3 separate regions of the Homo sapiens genome follow, and regions 1 and 2 are each linked to region 3. Evidence: chromatin contacts called from ENCODE Hi-C or POLR2A ChIA-PET data. All regions are on one chromosome and are shown on one strand. The core of a region is the stretch at or near the end of the contact, and the rest is flanking DNA. Distances in the headings are between cores, read along the strand shown.

Region 1 (2,700 bases), core at 118-2,617, 3.8 Mb after region 3:
CTTTTTTATTTATTTATTTTTTGAGACAAAGTCTTGCTCTGTCACCCAGGCTGCAGTGCAGTGGTGCAATCACGGCTCACTGCAGCCTCAACATCCTGGGATCAAGCAATTTTCCCATCTCAGCCTTCAGATTAGCTGGGACCACAGGCGCGTGCTACCACACCTGGCTAATTAAAAAATTTTTCTTCATAGAGATGGTGTCTCATTTTGTTGCCCAGGCTGGTCTCAAACTCCTATGCTCAAGGGATCCTCCCACCTTGGCCTCTCAAAGTGCTAGGATTACATGCATGAGCCACGGTGGCCATCCAGGCATTGATATTATGAGGCCATCTTGACCTAGCCCTCTCTGGTGAAGAGTCCTTTTCAGATACTTCGTTCAGTCTTCTCAGCTATGAGTCCCTACCCTCTGAAAGCTTATATTCTATTTGGGGAAAGACAAAAGGCAGTTTCAAAGAAGAGAGGTGTTTGATTTTCTTTTCCTACTTTTAATATCAGAAAACATTTCATCTAACTCTCAGTATGAAGGCAATATTTTGTTTACTGGTATATCCCTAGAGCCCAACATGGTGAGGGCCCCAGGATTTGCTTCTTTGATAAGATGGTAAACCCAGCTTTCAGCTAACTTCATGGTTTCCTCAGCTACACTCATATACAAGGATCACCTTTGGTAAGATGGACTTACCATCTTACCAAAGAGTTTTTGCATTTTAGAGTTTTTTCTTTTTAGATTTTTTTCATTTTAGAATTTTTTTATTTCAGAGTTTTTTCTTTTTAGAGGTTTTTCATTTTAGAGTTTTTTCTTTTTAGAGTTTTTTTTTTTTTTTAATTTTAGAGTATTTTAGGCTGCTGAGGGTGGAATCTGGTGACCTTGGGGCCACAGAGATGCTCCTTGGCTAAACCAGGGGCTTTAGCTCTGAAAGTTCACAGCCACCCTGAGAACCAAGATGAGAGGGCTCTGCAGTGTCCAATCTCAAGACCTCTCTGAGGTGCTCCATCAAGATTCATTGAATGAAAAAATTAAAGTCTTAATGATGAACCCAGAAAAATCTTTAAATCCTAAATATGAAATGAAAGTGTTCTTAGTTACAATCCAGTCCAACGTCCTTGTTTTGGAATGTGGAAATGAGGCCCCAAAGGTAAAATGGCCCATCCAAAGTCACAGCCAGGGGCCAGTGCTCAGGTGGCCAGGTGCCCTGCGTGCGGTCTCCTGGACCACCAGGCCTTTTTCCTGCAGCTTTAGAAGCTTTAGAAGGCACTCTGCTCACTCAGGGGCAAGTGGTAAGCGCTCTTTCCCCTCTAGTGTTTGTGACTCAGGAGTTTCGAAACAGGAAGTAGAGCTGGCTGGCTGTGCCCTTCCGTCCTTCATTAGACGTTTGCTCTTGTCTTAGATGCTCAGATGGTAGTGGATAGGCCTGTGACGAAGGTGCTACCATCGTGAGAGTAAGGTAAGGATTTGCCTCTTTGTTAAGGTCAGAGGGGCCTTTTGGGAGGAAGGCCTTTGATTCTGGAGTTTTCTAGGCTGCTGAGAGTGAGATCGGGTGGCCCTGGGGCCATGGAGGTGATCCTCGTATGTGAGTGTGGATGGGGAAACCATGAAGTTAGTGTAAGAGGTAGCAGTCCCTCTGAGAGCCTTGCCGAGGGCCGTGCAGTTTCCAGATCTGAAGGCCATTCTAGCTTAGACTGATGAAGTCCTAGGAGCTTCTGAAATGCTGCAAGTTTAACTACTTGTATAAAGGCCTCATCCTGATCCCAGTCAAACTTGTGAAATAATAGAAGCCAAAATTTAAATCTCTACTGACTTTGCTGCTACAGCTATCCTCCCACCAACACACATACCCACCAACATACACACTTGCCAACATAAACGCACACACACATACACACAAACACACCCATGTGGTCCTACTAATTCAATTATTTATTTTTTAAAGAAATTAAAAAAGACTGGGCGTGGTGGCTCTCGCCTGTCATCCCAGCACTTTGGGAGGTCGAGGCGGTGGTTCACCTGAGGTCGGGAGTTTGAGACCAGCTTGACCAACATGAAGAAACCCCGTCTCTACTAAAAATACAAAATTAGCCGGGCATGATGGCGCATGCCTGTAATCCCAGCTACTCGGGAGGCTGAGGCAGGAGAATCGCTTGAACCTGGGAGGTGGAAGTTGTGGTGAGCCGAGATCGTGCCACTGCACTCCAGCCTGGGCAACAAGAGCGAAACTCCGTCTCAAAAAAAAAAAAAAAAAAAAATTAAAAAGATACAGAACAGTTCAAAAAACAATATAATGGGAAGACTAGATAGACACAATCAGAGACCTGCACTTGTGGGGTTAAGAATTTACAGGTGAAGTTGCAAGTTTCATTCTGTTTGAAAATGATGGGATTATATGTTTTGCTGAGGTTTGGACACCTTTGCTGGGTTGTTTGAATGCCGTGGCTGCAGCGCCCTGTTATGGACATCATGTGCGTGCAGAATGGATGTCTGTCAGGTTCCGGGGCAGCCCGCAGTCTGAGGCAGCCAGCCTGGATTGGAGGGAGTGGCAATACTACCTGCCGGTTAGGGGTTTGGGCCTGAGAGCGAGTGGCTTTCAGGTTCTCTCAAGCTTCGGATGAGATGCAGGTTTCTGCTTCCGATGGCAAATGCATGTTTTGCTTTTTAGTTATCACTGCAAGAGCTAGGATGCTGCTAGAATATTACTGGAATGA
Region 2 (2,700 bases), core at 201-2,700, 3.4 Mb after region 3:
GTGGCAGGCGCCTGTAGTCCTAGCTACTCAGCAGGCTGCGGCAGGAGAATCACTTGAACCCAGGAGGCGGAGGCTGCAGTGAGCTGAGATCGCGCCACTGCACTCCAGCCTGGGTGACAGCGCGAGACTCCGTCAAAAAAAAAAAAAAAAAAAATCCTCTAATGGCATCCCCTAGGTAATAAAAACCCGGCTATAGAAGATATCCTACCCGATTCAAGCCTCCCAATCTCCTACTTGCCCGGCTTGCTCTTCTTCAAGAGCCTCCTTGCAAGTCCCCCAATAACCCAGATACCTTCCCTTAGGGTCCAGGCATTGGGTGTCCCTTTTGCCTGGAATTCTTATACTCAGACATCTCTACGGCTAATTTCCTCACCTCCAAATTTCTGCTTAAATGTCAAGTTTAACTGACCTGACAATCCTACACAGAACTGCTTTAGCCCTTCAGCCCTAGGACATTCCTATTTCCTTCTCCCACAGCACTTATCACTAATATACTATGAAATTCGCTTTTTTTTTTTTTCACCACAGCACTTATACTAATATACTATGAACTTTTTTTTTTCCACCACAGCACTTATCACTAATATACTATGAACTTCTCTTTTTTTTTCATTTTGAGACGGAGTCTCGCTATGTCGCCAGGCTGGAGTGCAGTGCGGCAGGATCTCGGCTCACTGCAACCTCCGCCTCCGCCTCCCGGGTTCAAGTGATTGTCGTGTCTCAGCCTCCCGAGTAGGTGGGACTACAGGCGCGCGCTACCATGCACGACTAATTTTTGTATTTTTAGTAGAGACGGGGTTTCGCCGTGTTGGCCAGGCTGGTCTCGAACTCCTGACTTCAGGTGATCCGCCCGCCTCGGCCTCCCGAAGTGCTGGGAGGCCGCCGTGCAGGGTCCTTCTTTTACTCTGACGTTGCAACAACAGCCTCGCCGCCCACTGTTCACTCGCAGTATCCCAAGAACTAAACCAGTAGCAACACAGAACTCAGCAAGCATTCGAATAAGTGAATGAAAGAATTAATGACGTTACTCCATACTTGGGCTTCACCACTTCGTCTAGCACAGCCGTTGTTAAAACAGGAAAAATGCAATCGCAGATGCCAGCAGAGGTCTGTTGGTTCAAAATTATAGTTTCTTTGGGCCAGCGGAAGTTGGGCGCGGGACCCAAGAGAGAGAACGCCCCTTACCGCCTCACCTCCTTCCTCCCCTCATCTTCCTATCTCAAACCAAAACGACAATGCAATTTATCCCCAACCGGAAATTTGACAGTGAAAGGGAGCTCTACTAATAATTGCACTGGGACAAGAAGTGTAAGGCGAAACTACCTGGGCAACCTCAAGCAATGCTTTACACTCGGCTGCCAAACGGAAAGGACCACTTCCGCCCAGCTCTCCCGCTACGGGGAGCCAAGTGCCACAGCATCCGGAGCGCCGACGCGGGACCGGAAGTGACGCAGAGAAGTTTCCGGGACTGGTGAGTAGTGGGCGATTTAAAAACCCGCGAGTGTAGTTGTGACCTTCGCGGTAGGTGCCGGTTGGGGCCGGCTGTGATTGTTATCTTGGTGCTGCAGAGGACAGCAGAAGAGGAGATTGGGTCAGAAAACTGCCCTGCCGCACCAGAGCACAGCGCACTAGTGGGACAGGGGTCCTGACTCAGACTTAACTGGCTGTGTCTCGTGGTTTTTCACTGTCCTGGAAAAGGCCTGAAGTGGCACTGAAATGAGGCATAGATGAGGTAACGTCGAGGGAGCGGTTTGCAGGTTGCAAAGGGGCCCTACTGATGCTGCTTAATAGTAAACAGTGCTTACTCTAGGACGGGAGTTGTTTCCAGCTTTACGTGTAAATCTCGCGATATTGTGGCCTGGGCACTATTTCCATTAAGGAGGAAACTGCACAGGATAAGTCATTTACCTGCTGTTGCACAGCTCTGGCTCTAGGATTCAGGCTGGCTTCAGAGTCGGTGCTCTTAACCGCCATACTATGTTGCCTTCTGTTGTCGTTGTTGACTGTGGCCATGTAGCTTCGCAGTTTCCTCATCTGTAACAGTAAATAACTCAAAACCTGCATGATGGCCCACTAGGGTTTCACTTTCGAGCTTGCCAGATGTAGAAAATGCTGGAGAATGGAGTACTATGAGGACCATTAGAAGATCTTTCAAGGCCGGACGCAGTGGCTCACCCCTGTAATCCCGGTACTCTTGGAGGCCGAGGCAGGTGGATCACTTGAGCGCAGGAGTTTGAGACCAGCCTGGGCAACATGGCGAATCCCCATCTCTACTAAAAATACAAAAATTAGCCAGGTGTGGTGTTTAGCGCCTGTAGTCCCAGCTGCTCAGGAGGCTGAGGTGGGAGGATCTGCTTGAGCTCAGGAAGTCGAGGCTGCAGTGAGCTGAGATCACGCCACTGCACTCCAGCCTAGGCGCCTAGTGAAACCCTGTGTCAAAAAGAAAAAAACAAAAACAAACTTCCAAGACCTCGAGTGGTTTTTGGAGACCCTGTATCACTTCAAATAATGTGTTAAACAAGCATCTTCATCTCATTAAATAGAAATGTTGAAAAATTGCTTTTGGAATAATTGACTTATGGATATTTCATCAAATTTACAGTTGGCTATGCTTTCTTATTGTGCATACTATGAAATGTTTTTCTTCAAAAAGTGTTTATAAGTGGTAAGTTTAAGAATGGGGTTGACAGCATTATCTTT
Region 3 (2,700 bases), core at 26-2,525:
TTAGCCAGGATGGTCTCGATCTCCTGACCTCGTGATCCGCCCGCCTCGGCCTCCCAAAGTGCTGGGATTACAGGCGTGAGCCACCGCGCCCGGCCCATTTTCTCCCAAGTAATCAGAGTTCACTTCCTCACTTCATTTTAGGCCTTTGTTCAGTGTCATCCTCTTAGAGCCCCTCCTAACCACCCTATATAAAACAGCACCCTACCATATTCCTCCCTCTTCATCTCCTTACCCTGCTGTACTGTTTAGTCTATGGGACATATAACAAGCTGCCATTGCACTATATACTAATTGGTTTCTTTCCCCCACTAGGATATAAGCTCTGTGACAGTGAAGACTTTTGCTCACTTCTCCAGCATCTAGTAGGTGCCACACAAATATCTGACTACATTTAATCAACAATCTCATTTACACCCAAACTATATTAAATAGGTAGTATTGTCATCCTCACTTTACAGTTTGCAGGAAAACTATTGGTGCACAAACCTTAAGTAAAGACCTGAAAACAAACTGAGGGAACAAGAAGTCTGGACTTGATGACTGATCACCAAAACAAGTAAATCAAAGCGAAGTCGTCTGATTAGTATGGAATAAGGGAAACCCAAATCATACGAGAACACCAATTAAAATGTGGGACACGCAGGAAGAAGGCAGACGGAACTGCTGCTGGATAACTGAGTCTTTCCTAATGACAGGACCTTATGTTGCCCTCACAATTACCCCGTGAGATAGGCAAGGCAGGCATTGTATTAGACAATCATTAACAAGCAGGACGCTGACAGCCAGGCTTCGCAGCCAGGAGTGGTGGCCTGTCTGGCTCCGCACTCACGGGTTCGGACAGTTACAGAATTAACACTCAAGCCCTGGGGCTTCCCGCAGCCCCCGGGGGGGTGGGGCTCACTGACTAGCCTCCCGGAAGCGGACCCCAGGAGAACCAGGCAGTTGGTTAATCCAGGAACAGCTCCTGCGCGGGGCGTGGACTGAGCAGTCACTGAGTATTACGCAAATTGCGCGAGCGCACGGGAAAAGCGATTGGTCGGTCAGGAGAGAGAGGTGTGTCCTGGCGGGCCCGCAGCTCCGATTGGCCGACAGGCTGACGGGAACGTTTACGGTCAGCGTGTGTCAGCGACGTGCAACCCGGAAGGGAAGAAGGGGCGTGTCAGGCTGCGCAGGCGGCCAGTCCATTGGCTGGAAGAGACCGGAGCCGGGCTCCGGGCCCGACCAGAGGAGGGCGGTGCTGCAGGGCTGGTCCGGGAGGTGACGACCGGCTTCGGAGAGTCTATCATGGCAGCTCGGACTGGTCATACGGCCTTGAGAAGGGTAGTCTCGGGATGCCGTCCGAAGTCGGCGACAGCGGCCGGGGCGCAGGCGCCCGTGCGGAATGGCAGGTAATCAACAGCGGGGGCGCTGAGACGAGAGTAGTTTTCGATTTTGGCTGCCGAGTTGGGGGACCGGAAGGATTTGGGGGTGAGGCAGAGCCGGACTCGGTGCATTTCCGTGTCTTTAGAGGAGAAGGCTTTTTTTTGCGTTTGGCATCTGAGGGACTCAAGAGCGGCGCGCATCACCTTGGGCCCAAGGCTGTGTTCGTGGCTCGTTTGCCTCGTGAGAGGCGGTGAATCATCGGCGAAGCGACTTTGGAAGCAATTTGGCCATTGGTGCCTTTGGGCTCTTCCGGTCTCCTCCCCTATGGCTTGTTGCTACTGCTGTTGGAAAGTTTTAACTTTGCGCAGAAGGGTTGCCGGCTGCTGGCTGTATGGGAGTTTGTGTTTGGCGGTGAGCCCCCTTCTCCGGTTCCTTCTACCTGCCAGATGGTCAGATGCGTTTTCCCAATTTCTGAAAGAGTGCTTTGCCCTCGCCATTTAGTGTTTACAAAACTAAATACAGCCAGCATAAGGGACTTGGATTTTTTCACTCTGCTGTAACTTACAGGTCCTGTAACCTTGAAGCATAGTCAGCTTTCGATTTTCCTGGTTGGTTCATTTTTTGGTAGGTGGGGGTGGAGATGGAGGTCGGGACACGGATACCATACTTGTACGACTTAGTTTCCTTTTACTAATAACATTGTAATATTCTTGAAAATTAAAGTTAGTGTGTTTAAAATGAATTCAGGTGTACAAAATACGAGGTGGGGAGAGAAAACACAAATCTAGTTGAGCCCCAGGACATTTAGATTAAATGAAGATCCGACCCTACTGGAAACAAGGAAATAATTTTTTTAAAAAAAGATTCAATGAAGAATTTTTAAAAACACCAACAACCTTACCAAATCCAAATCCCTTTAGACAAATGTTGGATGAGACAAACAAAATCATAAAATTACTCCTGCTTTAGGAAATAACCTCAAAAAGTAGTTTCAAGCAGAATAACGCCATCATACTTGAGATCTGTTTGTATTACTCTTATAAAATGTTGTCTTGCAAATAACACTTACTTTTGAGAAAAATACAGTTGCTTTAATGATCAAATTGAGGCTTCAGTTCCAAGATAAATACTGTTTATGATAATGAGGGCGGCAGTTTGCGTTCATTTCCAATGTTAAGCATCAGATTCTGACCTTTATTATACTTAAGTATATGAGAGAGTGGTACTGGAAGACGAGTGACAAAAAAGCTGTTCTCCATGTGGTCCAGTTGTCCAGTATTCATTTCATGGTTTAACTGTATATATGAATGTGTGTATCTTCATATCGTAGTTTAAGAC

What was found. Hi-C counts contacts between places; a loop is a spot of excess contacts on that map. ChIA-PET counts read pairs that join two places held with the same protein, here RNA polymerase II (POLR2A). Pooled maps may share reads with other maps.
Region 1: a pooled map shows a loop between it and region 3 (12-fold over the local background). The contact joins the promoter of CASP8 here to the promoter of COQ10B in region 3. A Hi-C loop is called at or near these places in 1 of 168 maps with a recorded cell type or tissue (naive thymus-derived CD4-positive, alpha-beta T cell) and 7 of 50 pooled maps. POLR2A ChIA-PET finds 5 or more read pairs at or near these places in 1 of 52 experiments (activated naive CD8-positive, alpha-beta T cell).
Region 2: a loop to region 3 is called in a map of naive thymus-derived CD4-positive, alpha-beta T cell, with 7 times the contacts of the local background. The contact joins the promoter of NIF3L1 here to the promoter of COQ10B in region 3. A Hi-C loop is called at or near these places in 1 of 168 maps with a recorded cell type or tissue (naive thymus-derived CD4-positive, alpha-beta T cell) and 7 of 50 pooled maps. POLR2A ChIA-PET finds 5 or more read pairs at or near these places in 1 of 52 experiments (OCI-LY7).

What each region holds. Positions count from the first base shown.
Region 1 is chr2:201,259,169-201,261,868 of GRCh38, forward strand. CASP8 (caspase 8) reads left to right here and starts at 1,368. Exons shown (of 9, transcript NM_001372051.1): 1 at 1,368-1,445.
Region 2 is chr2:200,887,921-200,890,620 of GRCh38, forward strand. NIF3L1 (NGG1 interacting factor 3 like 1) reads left to right here and starts at 1,451. Exons shown (of 7, transcript NM_001369441.2): 1 at 1,451-1,732. It overlaps PPIL3 (peptidylprolyl isomerase like 3), which reads right to left and starts at 1,157. Exons shown (of 7, transcript NM_130906.3): 1 at 1,036-1,157. RefSeq lists enhancers at 237-981, 675-724, 793-1,992, 845-1,094, 982-1,726 and 1 more.
Region 3 is chr2:197,452,277-197,454,976 of GRCh38, forward strand. COQ10B (coenzyme Q10B) reads left to right here and starts at 1,276. Exons shown (of 5, transcript NM_025147.5): 1 at 1,276-1,388. The coding sequence starts at 1,285. RefSeq lists enhancers at 679-728, 809-878, 938-1,554, 999-1,478, 1,499-1,548 and 1 more.